3 separate regions of the Homo sapiens genome follow, and all the other regions are linked to region 3. Evidence: chromatin contacts called from ENCODE Hi-C or POLR2A ChIA-PET data. All regions are on one chromosome and are shown on one strand. Each heading gives the region's core, a stretch centred on a gene start or an enhancer-like site at or near the end of the contact. The rest is flanking DNA. Distances are from core to core; before and after follow the strand shown. Region 1 overlaps ITGA11 (integrin subunit alpha 11). Region 2 overlaps ITGA11 (integrin subunit alpha 11). Region 3 overlaps ITGA11 (integrin subunit alpha 11).

Region 1 (4,418 bases), core at 867-3,366, 38 kb after region 3:
TGGAGTGGCCAAGGAGAACTGCCAGGAGGAGGCGGCACTGGACCTGTCCTGGGAAGACCCTGGGATTCCAACAAAAAGAGGTGAACAGAAGACGTGCCACACAAGACATTCCACCCTGAGAACAGCAGAGGAGAGGGAAAGTCAAGGAACATTTGCATTCAGAGATGTGCTCCTTTTGACCACAGCAAGGGGTTCATGTTGGTGGGAAGTGAGCCATGTAAAGATGGTGGGAGTGATGATGTTGTAGTTAAAACCAGCATGGGTGGCCACTGCAGATTCTTGAGTACAGGAGTGTAATCATCAGATATGCACGTTAAAAAAAATGAGCCTGGCAGCTATGTACAGCAGGGAAGTGGAGAGGGCCCCTGAACAATGTGGTGTGATTCTACCTTTGTCCACATAACACTTTATTGAGCCTCTACTATGTGCCTCACACTATTTTAGGCACCAAGGCTAGATCAGTGAACAAAATAGGTACAAATACCGTGCCATCGTGAGCTGACATTCTAGAGAGAGGGGCAGACAATAAATAAATAAATAAATAACAGCATACTAGAAAGAGATGAAAGCTATGGGGAGAATGGAGTGTGGTAGCGGGAGTGGAGCAGGTGCAGAGGGCAGGTACAGAATCAGCATGCACAGGGTGGTGGGGAAAGGCTTCCCTGACGGATGACCTTTGATTGGAGATTTGAAAGGAGGTGAGGGAGTTGTTGGCAAGCAGATGGCTGGGAGGGAACAGCTCAGAGAAAGGCTTGGTGTGCCTGAGGCCTTCCAGACCATTGAAGAGTCCAGTGTGGGTGGGGGTGAGTGAGCAGGACCAGAGGCTAAGAGAGGAAACGGGCCAGATTTCAGAGGGCCTAGTGAGCTGTTGTCAGAATCTGGGCTTTCCCTGAGAGAAATAGGAACCTGTGCAGGTTTTGAGCAGAAAGGAGCTGTGACGGGGCCTAAATCTCCATGGGCCACTCTGGTTTCTAGGCCCATGGAGCCTGTTATGAGTATAAAGCTCTTGCTGCTCTCAAGGAATGTATAATCTAATTTACAAAGGAACAAATCCAAGTCCCTTTACCCAGTGCAGAATCCGAATTTAAAATCTGATGATTCATGCTGATATTCGCACGATTACAGATTCATATGACATTCACACTATTCCACTCTATGGAAATATGATCCTGACATTTTTCTTGGGTCCATATATAATAAAACCTGTTTTGCTCCTGCCATGCTTTTTTGCAGGGTGTTTTATTCCTGGGCCTGGCCCTTCCATGCAGTCATGGAAGCATCTAGAATCCCCTTGGAAAGAATAGCAGAGTTCTCCTGCTACTGGGTTGCGCTTGAGCTCGAAACCTGCTCTCGTCATGTGGCACGTGCCTCTGCAGGTTTCAGTCCACAGCACATACTAAAATTAGTGGGTTTTTTAAGGCAACATATCCAGCATATCGGAGAATTGCTAAGAGAATGGTGGATGTTTTTTCTCTTTGCTGGTAGTTTGAAGATGTTCTAAACTAATGTATTCCAGCTTTTGTAAATTCCTCAACTCCTAAATTGTATGCATCAGTTCCTCAGCGTGCTGCGTAAGAAGAGATACCTCTGATACCAAAGCCGTGTGGCTCTTTAACCTGTCACTACAGAGCTTAAATCTGTGGCCTGTCCTGCCTTGCTGTGGGTCAGACCCATGAGGAATAACCTCAGAGTCTAAGACTAACATTTATTTTTAGATCCTTATTGGCAGACTATAACTTCTGGGCCAGACTCCTCGGTGAGACCATGTCTATACCCCTCAGAACCTCATGGTCTAAAGGAGGGCCGGCCACAGGGACACCAAAAGCCAGTGGTGATTTGGGAGCCAGTTTTTCATGCTTTGTAGCCCAATGGCCTGTTACAAGAGCCTCTCTGCCAATTGACGGTCGAGGTGCCAGCCCTGCTGTCTCCTGGGCTGGATTGCCTGATAGGTGGGCTGAGCTCATGCTCTGGGCACTGAAAACAAAATAAAAAGTGAGAAAGAGAAATATTTGTCATGGAATTTGATATTTAATGTTTCCCAAAATAGAATCAAAGTAGTCCTTGTGAGGAAGTCAGAGCTCTGTCAGGCCTCATCGCACGCATTTTATGGGTTAGTGTTGTCTGGATGCTGAGTCACCCTGGCACATCCTGTTTTCAGTACTAAAGAAAGTGAGTCTCAACTCTGGATGCTCACCAGAACCTTATAAAATACTGATGCCAGCCCGGCACGGTGGCTCACAGCTGTAATCCCAGCACTTTGGGAGGCAGAGGCGGGCAGATCACTTGAGGCCAGGAGTTCGAGACCAGACTGGCCAACATGGCAAAACCCCGTCTCTATTAAAAATACAAAAATTAACCAAGCGTGGTGGCAGAGCTCTCTAATCCCAGCTACTTAGGAGACTGAGGCACGAGAATCGCTTGAACCCGGGAGGAAGAGGTTGCAGTGAGCTGAGATTGTGCCACCGCACTCCAGCCTGGGCAACAGAGGGAGACTCTGTCTCAATTAAAAAAAAAAAAAAAACTAATATCCAGGCCACCACCCCAGAGATTCCAATTTCAGGGGTCTGGCTGAGGCCTGGACATCAATGGTGTTTGTTTGTTTGTTTGTTTGGTTGTTTGTTTGTTTGTTTTGAGACAGTCTCACTCTGTCGCCCAGGCTGGAGTGCAATGGTGCGATCTTGGCTCACTGCAACCTCCGCCTCCCGGGTTCAAGCAATTCTCCTGCCTCAGCCTCCCGAGTAGTTGGGATTACAGGCGCATGCCAACACACCCGGCTAATTTTTGTATTTTTAGTAGAGGCAGGGTTTCGACATGTTAGTCAGGCTAGTCTCGAACTCCCAACCTCAGTTGATCTGCCCGCCTTCGGCTCCCACAGTGCTAGGACTACAGGCGTGAGCCACCGTGCCAGGCCAACAGTTTTTAAAGCCTCCCTCCGAGAGATGTCAGTGAGCAGCTGGGGTTGTGAACCACTGACTTAATGCCTCTAAAGGTTGCCACTTGCCCCTGAACTCCCCTCCCAGGTCCACCTCATCCCTTTGGCCTGTCCAAAACAGCAAGGTCAGGACTCCAAAGGGGCTTTTCAACATTTCATTTAAAAACAACAGATCTAAGAACCCTCTGAGCAGCTGGTGAAAGAGTAGCTCTGGCCATCTCAATCCAGCTACTTCTTTGGTTTGAGGTCCTGGCACCTGTTGGGTTGCCCAAGGAGGACTTGGTCCTGGTTTCTGTGGCTGCCCCTCTGCAGGAGCGTCAGGGGCTGCCCCAATCCCACTTACCTTTCATGACCCTGCCCCTGTGCTTGGCTTCCAGCTCAGAGGCTTTCCAGAAGGGTGGAAGGAAAGGAGCCAAGAAGGTGATGATTGTCATCACAGATGGGGAGTCCCACGACAGCCCAGACCTGGAGAAGGTGATCCAGCAAAGCGAAAGAGACAACGTAACAAGATATGCGGTGGCCGTAAGTCCTGGCCCGCCCAAGGGCTGCTGATGGCCTCTGAGAGGCTTTACCATCAAATCCCTGGGGACTCCAAGGGACTAGTTCCAGGCAGTATCACAAGTGTCCAGGCCCTCAAAAAAGCCTCCCATTTCATCTTCTGAACAACAAGTTGAGGATCTTTCTGCACTGCTCTGGCCTATCCACAAAAGCTACGGGTTGTGTTTCCCCCCATCCATTGCCAGGGAGGGTCTGGAACCTCAGAAAACTAGAATACACCTCCAAACCTCCCAGCTCCCAGACCCTAACTTAGCACAAGGGCTTTATCTTGCCCCTAAAAGAGAGTCCATTCCAAATGCAAATGGCATTGCGAGGAACTCTCATGGCTACCGGCCCTGGCTCCAGCCCACCCTGGGGTCCCCAGGGTCTAGGCCGTGTGGTGTATGGGAAAGTCTGTGCTATGTTCTGGTTTGTGGTTCCTGCCCCTGTTCCCTGGCAGGTCCTGGGCTACTACAACCGCAGGGGGATCAATCCAGAAACTTTTCTAAATGAAATCAAATACATCGCCAGTGACCCTGATGACAAGCACTTCTTCAATGTCACTGATGAGGCTGCCTTGAAGGACATTGTCGATGCCCTGGGGGACAGAATCTTCAGCCTGGAAGGTAAGCAATGCATGCTAAGAGGGGATCCACTCTCTCCTGGGCTTATGTCAGGTAAACCCCGTAGAGCACAAACCAATCCCACAAAACGAAATGGCTTAACAAGAGTCTTCCGTAATAATAAATGCCAGGCCAGGCATGGTGACTCACGCCTGTAACCCCAGCACTTTGGGAGGCCAAGGTGAGCGAATTGCTTCAGTTCAGGAGTTCAAGACCAGTTTGGTCAGCAAGGCAAAACCTCGTCTCTTTAAAAAAAAAATTACAAAAATTAGCTAGGTGTGGTGGTACATGCCTGTAGTCCTAGCTACTTAGGAAGCTGAGGTGGG
Region 2 (4,936 bases), core at 1,509-4,008, 55 kb after region 3:
AACTAGAATGACTCGTGTTTTATTGTGTTTCCTCCCAAGTGTACAGCCCTGTGCTGGAAGTGAGGAAACCAAAGAAGGGGTGCAAGGTGCAGGTGCCTCGAGGCATTAAACAGCAAGGCAGATCACATCAGGGTGTCCCAGGGCCCATGAGGTTAATTCCAAGTGAGTCAGAGAAACGATGTGGTTGGCCATGGTCCAGCGAGCTGGTACACTCGGGACCTACTGTGTAGGAGCTGGAGCCTACACCAGGTCTCCACCGCAGGGGCCATTTCAAATAAGCCAAGAAGGGCCAAGAAAAGGAGGAACATGTGGGAAATACCAGGTTATTTCAGGACCCAAGAAGTAGATGAGTGTGGCTGGAGCAGGGGGCAGAAGTGGGAACATGGAGGAGAGGGAAGGTTGGGATAGACTGTAGCAGGAGGCCTCGAATGCCAGATTAAGACGTTTGAGCTTTTTCATGTTGGCAACAGGGAGCTGAACATATCTGAGTGAGAGCTCAGCAGGATGAATATCCCCCTGGCCCAGCAAAGCCACCCTGCTTCCCCTCCCAGAAGACCCTGATAGGGTAGAGCTTGGCTGATGGACACTCATGAGGCCCAGCTGTCATGCCTTAGCCACAGTCACTGCCTTGGGTGGGGGTCTTGAGGGAGTGCCTTTTCTCCTCCTCCTCCTCCGTCTAGGAGTCATCCAGTGAGAGCAGTGTCTGGGTTCTCTGCTGGGGCAGAGATGCCTGCTGGAAGATTCCTCCTGTGTTTCAAGGGAGAGGAGCCCTACAGGGGAAGGAGACCAGGAGGCCAGCTCCCAGCCTCCACTGGGGGTGCAGTATAAATTTCGGGCCATGGTCCTACCCTTTCATCAGGCCTTCAGGGAGGCTGGCCCAGCCTCAGAATGGCCCTTCCTGCTGGCCAGAGAGTTGCCTGGGTACCAAAGGTGCTGCCCACAGACAGCTGGAAGGCAGGAAGCTCTGTGAACTTTGAATGCTGACCCATGCCTGCCCAGAGGACACTTGGACCTCAAACTGCATCTCAGTGCCCCTCCTTCCAAGCAGGCCCAGAAGCCCAAGACCAACTGAGAACATTTACAGTAGTGCCACTGAGGGCTCAGCTCAGAAGAAACCTTTGCCCTACACCACAAGGCTAAGCCCACCCACCCATATATTTATGATTGCTCTAAATACATGGCCATGTTAGCCACCCCTTGTGAGGTCTTGGTATTATGGACCTGTCAAGCCTCATTTCCCAAAGTACAGCCTCAAGAGTGAAAACTGTTGTGTCTGGAACCAGAGCAGTTCACCCCCAGGCACTGAGTCAGCTCATCTGTACACCCTATAGCCACTCTAGAAGCAGCCAATGAGACCCAAGTGACAGTGTTACACACACAGATACGCAGATGCACACGCATATATGTGCACACACACACTCACACACGTGCATTGCAGGGGACATCTGTTCCCCAGAAACAGCCCAGGAACTGTCAACAAAGTCCAACACTCATCTAAAATCTGGGATCCAAGATTATCTGGCAGAAAGTGGAATTCTAGGATGCCATCGGCTTTCCACACCTGCTGGAGCCCACTTTCAGGAGAGTTGCCTGAAGTTGCTGCACATTTGCTTCCTGGGTACTGGGTGGGCGACTTGAGATTCACAGTGATCAGGCACAGCCATACCGGGAGCGGGGATTGGCAGCCTTTCCAAAAGAGCCCCTGGGGTTCCTTTTCTTTCTCTTTGGCATGCTGTATGTATGGGGCTGACAAGAGCCTAGGAGCTTCCACCTTTGAGTCTGCAAAGCTTTGGGGCTGCAAGAATCCCTGAGACCCCATGTAAATATCTGAAGCAGACCAACTCCTTCCACATTTACGGCTCACACTCTAGTCCTCAGTGAGCCACTTAGCAGGCGTTTGTGGTAATAAAGAGAACCCTGGTTAGTCTCCAAGAGTGAAGATTGGTGGGGAACCAAAACAAAGTCTCCCCAGTATTAACTGAAGTGAGGCTAGAGTCTGCCCTACTCCCCATTGCCCTCTGCTGTGCTCATGAGCAGGTGAAGGAGGGATGTGTGCATTTCAAGTTAGTCTTTTAGCAGTCCCACCTGGCTTCCTTTATTTTCTCCAGCAGGGGCTGGGGTGCAGTGAGTTCTCCCTACCCTCCAAACCCCCTTCCTGGGTCCTGCCTCTTCCAGGCCTCCCCAGCTGCCCCTAGGAATTATGGCCCTGCGTGATTGAATCTGCTCAGCTAGCCCTGAACCTACCCCATCACTGGCCCATCCTCTGGCACTGCCAAGCCATGCACCGGGCCAAGCAACGCCTGCTGAGGACACGGTGCCAAAGATCAGCCTGTTTCCTCCTGTGGCAGGGTACACAGTCACATCGGTCGTGTCCTCCAGGCAGGGGCGGGTGTACGTGGCCGGAGCCCCCCGGTTCAACCACACGGGCAAGGTCATCCTGTTCACCATGCACAACAACCGGAGCCTCACCATCCACCAGGCTATGCGGGGCCAGCAGGTAATGGAGGGGGAGCCTGGGGCCGGGATGGAGGGAAGAGGGGGCAGATCAGACAAATGGGAGGGCAGTAAATACAGGCATGCCTGGACCACTGGGTGCCCCAAAGGGCAGTCATGTTCCTCCAGCCACCTTCATGCTGCCAGGAGTGGCAGGAGTGCGCATCCACCTACAGAAGGCCCCATGGGCCCTCCAGGATGCCAGCTGCTTCCCTTTTCCTGGAATGGAAGCAATGAGGAATGGGAAGGCTGCCAATGCCATTGCCCCACAGGGAGGTGGTTGGCAACCAGACTGTGCTGCCAAGAGTCCTGTGGTGGACAATGATGAATGCAAATTGGAAAGCTATAAGAGTCATTGGTGGTGAAAACAGGGCTCCAATCCCAAGTCACTTCCAGCACAGGGGAAAACTGGGCTCCTGGGAAGCAAGGTGGCTTTCCCAGGGTTCTATGGCAAATTCATGACTGGGTCAAGCCAAGAACCCTCTTGGTGGGGCTGCCTGCATCATGCCACCTCCTGACCCCAAATAACCCCAAAATCAGGCCTGGGCTCCTCCTAACCAGCAGCATCTGTGCCCTCTCTAGGCCAGAGCTGAGTGCTGTCCAGGCCCTTCCATGTTGTCCCCAGCTCCCTGCCGGCTCTCCTGAGCCTGGGAACAGTCCTGTCTCCTGAGTCTCTGACTGCCCTTGGCTGGTCACTGTGAGAATCCGCTCCTCACCGAGTCTAACCTAAATCCCTCTCACTGCAGAGCGCCACCCTCCTGCCATTCCTCCTCCTGTCTCTTGGGTGCAGGCCATCCCAGGCAGCTCAGCTCTCACCCTCCACCCTGCCTGCCCACACTCACCCAGGGCCAGCTCTTTTGGGAATCGAGGGCTAGACCTTGAGAGCTGGAGGGAATTTGCTGATGAATTTATGACATTTTTCCTGCCCAGTTCCGCCTCCAACATCCGAAGGAGAAACCACAGTGCTGAAGGCAGCTAAATTAAGTGAATTCCAAATCGCGGTGACCCACATAGCTGAGGCCACATATTTAGACAAATTTCTCCCGCCCCCTCCCTCACTTGCTGTCTGTCCGCTTCTTAGTTACTTTATGTAGGCACATCTCTTCCCTCTCCCACCCATGTGTATTATTTCCCTTTCCTCTCTTCTAAATTTTTTATCCTTCTCCTCAGTTAAAAGCTTTTCATCCTTGAGAATAGATTTCTCCTGAAAACACGCTAAGCCAGAGATGGACGGGGTAGGCAGAATCATGAGCCAGGGTGTCAGACAGACCCCAGTTCCAACCAGCTTGGCAGTGACCAGGTGACCGGCCTTCTGACCTTGGGCAAGCAATTCTCTGAGTTTTGGTTCCTTCCCTTGAAAATGAGGATGACTCTCTCTCCTAGCAGCATGGGGCTCACATGAGCTAACCCAAGGCTATAAACCATCCCACACAGGGCTTGTCCACGAACAGGGCGCCTTCCCCTTTCCTAAGCTACCCAGTGATCCAATAAGCATTAATTAGGTACCTTCTGTGTGCCAGGCAAAGTACCCTGGCCAAGAGGGAACACAGCAGGCTCAATGCCTGCCCTCATGAGGCTCCCAGCAGAGGGAGTGGGGGCTGGTGGGAGGAGTATGGAGCTGAAGGCACATGGAAAAGGGGCAGGGAGCAGAGTGGAGAAGGTCAAGGATAGCTTCTAACAGGAAGTGACACATCAGCTGAGACTTGAGGGATGGCAGGGGATGGTCTGGGGAGGACGCAGGGGCGGGGAGTGCATGCAAGAGAAAAGCTTGTGCAGAGGGAAGCCTGGAAGCCAGCCAAGGCCTGGGGCCTTTGGAGAAGAGAAATAACTCAGTTTGGCAGGACCCGGGAGCACTGCAGTGGGAGCAGGAGCTTGTGGGGACAGAGGCTGGGGAGGGAGGCTGGTCCAGCACGGTCCTGCTAGAGAGTTTAGATACTATCCCAAAAGCAAGAGGTGGAGTGGTGTTAGAGGCCACGCCAGCTGCCATGGGGGTGGGCTGAAGGGGCCAGCCTGAGGCTGGAAGGCCCTTTAGAAGGCGCCTCACCTAGGGACGAAGCAGGGGGGAGCAGTTGGTGAATTGGCACCCACCACGTAGCACTTGCTGGCAGGTTTACGGGTGGGAGAGGTGGAGGGTGGAGTCAGGGTTTCTGGGTTTCTGATGAGGGGGTGGATGTTGCCCTCACTGAAGTGGGGAGCACTGTACCCCAAACAGAAGGGGAACACAGCAAGTGCTCAGACACTGAAAGAAATCATAATTCACCATCCACGATGCTAATGCCAGAATGATTTATAACATCAAAAATTAAAAACAGTGGCTTACACCTGTAATCCCAGCACTTTGAGAGGCTGAGGTGGGAGGATCACTGAAGCGTAGGAGTTCCAGACCAGCCTGGGCAACATAGTGAGACCCCATCTCTACAAATAATTTTTTAAAACAGCCAGG
Region 3 (4,880 bases), core at 2,257-4,756:
CAGTCGTAATATCTCCATTTTCATTTCTAACACAGCTTTACAATCTATTTGCAATTAGTATTTTACCACTTTCTAAGTAACACAATAACTTTACGACAGTTTGATTCCAGTCCCCTGTCCTGTCCTTTGTGTTATTTTTGTCATATATTTTACCTTTGCACATGTTATAAATTCCACAAGACATTATTGTTATTGTTGCTTTAAGTTGTTAATATTTATGTCTACTTATCCACATAGCTACCCTTTCTGGTGTTCTTCGTCTCTTTTATATAATTCTGTGCTCTCATTTGAGATAATTTTCTTTCAGCCAAAGAACTCTACTTAGTATTTCTTGTGGTATAAGTCTGCTAACAAGAGTTCTTTCAGCCTTGGGAGTTGGGTTTTCTGTTTGTTTTTGTTCGTTTGTCTGAAAAGATCTTAATCTCACCTTAATTTTTGAAGTATTTCTTATCTAGTTTTTCTTTTAGCACTTTAAAATGTCATTCCATTGTCTATTGGCTTTACAGTTTCTGTTGAGATGTCAACCATCAGTTTTATCATTCTTTTGAATGTAATATGTCATTTTCTTGTGGTTGCTTTCTTATTTGCCTTTAATGTCAGCAGTTTGACTATGATGTATCTAAATGTAGTTTTGTTGTATTTGTTCTGCATAGGGTTTCCAAAGCTTCTTGAATCTGCATTGATACTTTTAATTAGATTTGGAAAATTCTCTACCTTCATTTTTAAAAATATAGCTTTTGTCCCATTTCTTCTCTCCTTTTCTTTCTAAACTTGAATTGTGTGTATGTTAGGCCTTCTCGCCATATTTCTCATATTTCTGTTCAGTTTTTTATTCCATTTTTCTCTTGCTGTGCTACAATTTAGATATCCTCTATTCATCTGTCTTCAGGGTCACTAATCCAGCTTTCTGCTGTATCCATTGTGCAGCTAAACCCATTCGATATACTCTTTATTACAGATATTTTATTTTGCTCCTGAATGTCCACTGGATTCTTTTTTTATAGATTCTAATTCTGTCACAATAATCTGTCTTGATCCCAATTGTCCATCTTTTGTTCTATTTTCTTTAACACATTAATTATAATTATTTTGAAGTCCTGGCTGGTTAACTCCAATATCTGGATCATCTCTGGTCTGCTTCTGGTGACTATTTTATCTCATGGTTATCCATTTTTTCCTGATTATTTACTCATTTTGTAAATATTGTGAATATTGTGGATGTTACAGTTTTGCCCTTATTCCTAGGATGTGGTCTTTACTCTTAGAGCATAGATTTTCTGGGGTCTCAAATGAAATCCCAGAGTATTCATTAAGGTCTCTCCTTTCTGACTGGGTATGAACCCCAACACCTTCCTCCCAGAATAGGAGGCAACCTCTAAAATCTCTGCTCCCATTGGCTGTTTTCTGATAGATTTTCCAGTGTATCATACTATGCATACACAGCTTAGGAGTCAGCCAAGAACCTGAGGGAAACTTTCAACAGAGCTTTTGAGACTCTTTTCCTGTTGTTCTCTCCTTTCTGGTATGCTGCCCTTCCCAAATCCTAGTCATCTTTGCAGCCCCAACTCCAATCCCTATTTCCTCCATCCAGCAAGACTTCTACTCTCTGCATCCATTTCCCTGTGCTTCAGCAAAGAAAATGCCCTCAGAGGAAAAGCTGGGGTGAACAGGGTTTCAGCTTCTGTATTTCCCTTCTTACAAGTATTGAGCTCTGCCTTGATTGCTGTCCAGTGCCTGAAAATAGTTGTTTTAGATATTTTGTGCTGTTTACATAGTTGTTTATGGCTAGAATTGAAAGCCCTCTTTCATATTCTTTTTATCAACTTAGATATCACTTCCTCTGAGAAACTTTCTCTGACTATCCCTTCCCATCACTACATAAGCTGCCCCCATAGAATTCTGTGTTTCTCTTTTCATAGCACTTATCAAATTGAATAGTAATTGCCTGTATCATTATCTTACTTCCTGAAATCAGCGGTATAATTCCTGGTGTTTAGTAGGTGCTCAAAGAACTTACTTTGACAGACTGAATTAAGGATTTGAGCCTCTTTCAACCAGCCCAGACATAAGATGCATGACATCCATATTGTTTACATGGTATGAAAGGTTAAAAATTAAGTTGAACTGACTTTTCCAAGACAGAATTTATTTTGACCAATATTTGTTTATTAGGCATCTGTTAATGAATTTTACTAGACTCGGCAAAATATTGGTATGAGTAAAACGTGGTTTCACTCTCAAATAAGTCACAGACCAGTTAGGGAGGCAACATTAATACCCTTGAAATAATTTAAAACCAATGCAAGTCAAATATGACCTGGTATTAATTACATGCATCTTTGAGGCTACTTTCTCCATGAAGGCTTTCTGAATCCTTTTCCTAGCCTAAAATGACCTTACCCTCCCCAAGCCTTTTCTGTGATAACACATATCACTTCCCACTTTTTGTTGGAGTCACTGAGGCCCATGGCCCATCTCCCCTGTTGGACACCAGCTTCATCTCCCTGCAGCCCAAGAGCAGCCAACACAGCATCATCTTCACAGCAGAAACCCAGCCAGACTCTGAAAGGAGAAATCACTGTGCCTGGGGTCTCTGGAAATGCTCCATGGAAGAGGGCAGTTGAACATGATCTTGGAGGTTGGGCATAGAAGAGCAGAAAGATATGACAGAACCAACTCCTGGTAGCTTTTGCTTATCTGAGTGCAGCCTGGAGCATTGTGGGAGAGAAATGGTGCCCCAGGTGGGCAGGGTCCCACCCATTGCAGCCACTGGACCTGAGCATGTTACTGCCACAGCCGAGCTGAGAGAAACAGAGAGGGTGGCCTTGGGGACCCCGAGAGCTGAGCCCCCTCCAGAATGGACAGGAGCACACTGGGCCTTTCTAGAATCTCTGTTCCCACTTGTGTGGATCCCACCACAAATCCTACTTGGCTTTCCCCTCCCTGCTTCCTCTTCTGGCCCCATCTTCTCTGTCGTATGGGCAGCATTCCAAGAATTTGATTCAGACCTAGGACCCTATGGGTGTTGATCCTAGAAAGGAGAGGTTGATGCCAGTGTCATTTAGGAGACATTGGCTGACTATTAAGCATGACCCCAGTGGGATGTATTGATTCAGCTCTGTGCCAGGGTGAACCTCAAAGGAAGGACAGGAGCAAAGGTTTGAAGTGCGAAGCCTCTGCCACGTGGAAGAAGAACCTTGGGAGAACCTCTGCCAACCTTCCCGAACCTCTATTTGCCCATGTGTAAAATAGGAATGAGCATACCTGTCCCAGGGAGCTAGGCAGGATCAAAGAATACCCAAAACACGATTATATTTTGTAATCAGTAAAACAGGAAACGAGGATTGAGTCACTGCAGGCCACTGCTGACTTGATTGAGAGGCTCCCTCTGACCCAGGCTCTTCCTGCCTCTGTGGTATGGACCTGGCTTCCGACACCTCAGGCAGAGCTTGCGTGCCTTGGTCTGCATCTCCTGGGGCTGTGGGGGAGGCCAGGAAGCTGCATGTTTGAAAGAGTTTCCCAGGGGACTCTAGCAGGGAGACTGTAACCCCCCAAGGATCCGCTGTTTCCACTGAGCATGTAAGACAGATTCCAGTGAGAAAGAACATCACTCCCCAGCCCCGGCCCCCAAATCCAGGTCCCAGCATTGCCCCCAGGGAAGAATCCACCGCTGACTCCCACCTCAGGCACCAGTGAGATATGCCCCGTTTACCAGCCGTAAGCCTCCTTGAACGTCAAGGGCCCGCAGTAAACAGTTGGAGGATAAGAGGGCAGACCTGGTGGGGCAGTCACTTTATTTTCTTAACATTTCTCCTTCTTCCCACCTCACTCACAACTCAGAGCTCAAACTCAGCAAAGCTGACCATACACCAACGCTTCAGACATCCTGAACAGTTTTCCACATCCCCTGGTTCTAGCAACAATAACAACACTCGCAGACACACAAAAAGGAAAGAGAAAACAAATTCCTCTTGGGCTGAGTGTTCTCTGCCCCTGCTTTTTAAGCCCTTGTGTATTTTCAGAGAAATTTAATCCACATGACTATCGCATTTACATTGAAATTATTAATTCCGTGGGTTTTAAGACCATTTGATGTCCCAGCAGCTCCAATGCAGGGCTTGCAGAGGGCCTCTCTGAGCCTTTGGTCCCCTGAAGCAGGAAGCCTCCTGATGCTGAGAAAAAACAGAGCTGGGCCTCACAAGTATCCCATTTTTCACTGAAGCTCTCACCCCTGGAGAGGAGAGAAGAGAAGCCTCAGCTCTCAGCAAGGCAGAACGTTTCTCCTCCTCTCCATGAGGGCGCCAGGGAGCAGAAGACTGCCAGTCCCCAGTGAGCTCCAAAAGGGGACTCTCTAGGGACATGGTGAGCTTTAAGATCAAGAGACCATGGTGAATTCCCTGGGTACAGGTGTACAGACAGGAGCAACTTGTAGGGGAAGTAGATTTGTCCCCATTTTACAGGCAAAGCAACTGAGACTCCAAATGATGACATAATTAATAAGTGTCAGAGGTAGAGGCAAGACTGGAGCCCAGATCTCTCTAGTCCCTCTGCCTCAGGGCAGGAGCCTGGTGAGCCCCAAGGGGACACAGAACAGAAGCAGCCTCTGCCCCAGGGCTGCCATGCTCCTCCCCAGACACGCTGCTGGCCCCATGAGAGCGAGGCTGTGGTGTCCACAGGGCCCAGCACTAAGTGTATTTGCATAAGTGGGTTGGTGGGAGATCAAGTGCTGCCCAACCTGGAACAGAAGGCGTATGTTCACAGAACCCCGATCTCAGATGAATCCCAAAGGAGGGACACACAAAAAGGATCTCAGGTGTTCATGGGAGAGAGAGTTAATTTCCAACAGCATGAGGCTGTGGGGGTGGAGGGAATTGAGAGCG

What was found. Hi-C counts contacts between places; a loop is a spot of excess contacts on that map. ChIA-PET counts read pairs that join two places held with the same protein, here RNA polymerase II (POLR2A). Pooled maps may share reads with other maps.
Region 1: a map of endothelial cell of umbilical vein shows a loop between it and region 3 (5-fold over the local background). The contact joins two enhancer-like sites. A Hi-C loop is called at or near these places in 2 of 168 maps with a recorded cell type or tissue (IMR-90 and endothelial cell of umbilical vein) and 8 of 50 pooled maps. POLR2A ChIA-PET finds 5 or more read pairs at or near these places in 3 of 52 experiments (AG04450, activated naive CD4-positive, alpha-beta T cell and activated naive CD8-positive, alpha-beta T cell).
Region 2: a map of posterior cingulate gyrus shows a loop between it and region 3 (2.9-fold over the local background). The contact joins two enhancer-like sites. A Hi-C loop is called at or near these places in 5 of 168 maps with a recorded cell type or tissue (CD4-positive, alpha-beta T cell, breast epithelium, naive thymus-derived CD4-positive, alpha-beta T cell and 1 more) and 5 of 50 pooled maps. POLR2A ChIA-PET finds 5 or more read pairs at or near these places in 4 of 52 experiments (A549, CD4-positive, alpha-beta T cell, WTC11 and 1 more).

Annotation. Positions count from the first base shown.
Region 1 is chr15:68,350,294-68,354,711 of GRCh38, reverse strand. ITGA11 (integrin subunit alpha 11) reads left to right here. Exons shown (of 30, transcript NM_001004439.2): 8 at 3,310-3,454; 9 at 3,930-4,095. Among named protein-coding and RNA genes, the nearest start is that of FEM1B, 75 kb to the right of the region's middle. Within about 2 kb of position 2,116, at least 17 of the 41 ENCODE cell types and tissues checked have a DNase peak (open chromatin) inside an H3K27ac peak, as active enhancers do; they include endothelial cell of umbilical vein, where a contact is called at or near this core.
Region 2 is chr15:68,333,258-68,338,193 of GRCh38, reverse strand. It overlaps ITGA11 (integrin subunit alpha 11), which reads left to right. Exons shown (of 30, transcript NM_001004439.2): 12 at 2,349-2,497. Among named protein-coding and RNA genes, the nearest start is that of FEM1B, 58 kb to the right of the region's middle. Within about 2 kb of position 2,758, at least 11 of the 41 ENCODE cell types and tissues checked have a DNase peak (open chromatin) inside an H3K27ac peak, as active enhancers do.
Region 3 is chr15:68,389,162-68,394,041 of GRCh38, reverse strand. All of the region lies in intron 2 of ITGA11 (integrin subunit alpha 11), which reads left to right. Among named protein-coding and RNA genes, the nearest start is that of ITGA11, 41 kb to the left of the region's middle. RefSeq lists a silencer at 3,758-4,052. Within about 2 kb of position 3,506, at least 4 of the 41 ENCODE cell types and tissues checked have a DNase peak (open chromatin) inside an H3K27ac peak, as active enhancers do; they include endothelial cell of umbilical vein, where a contact is called at or near this core.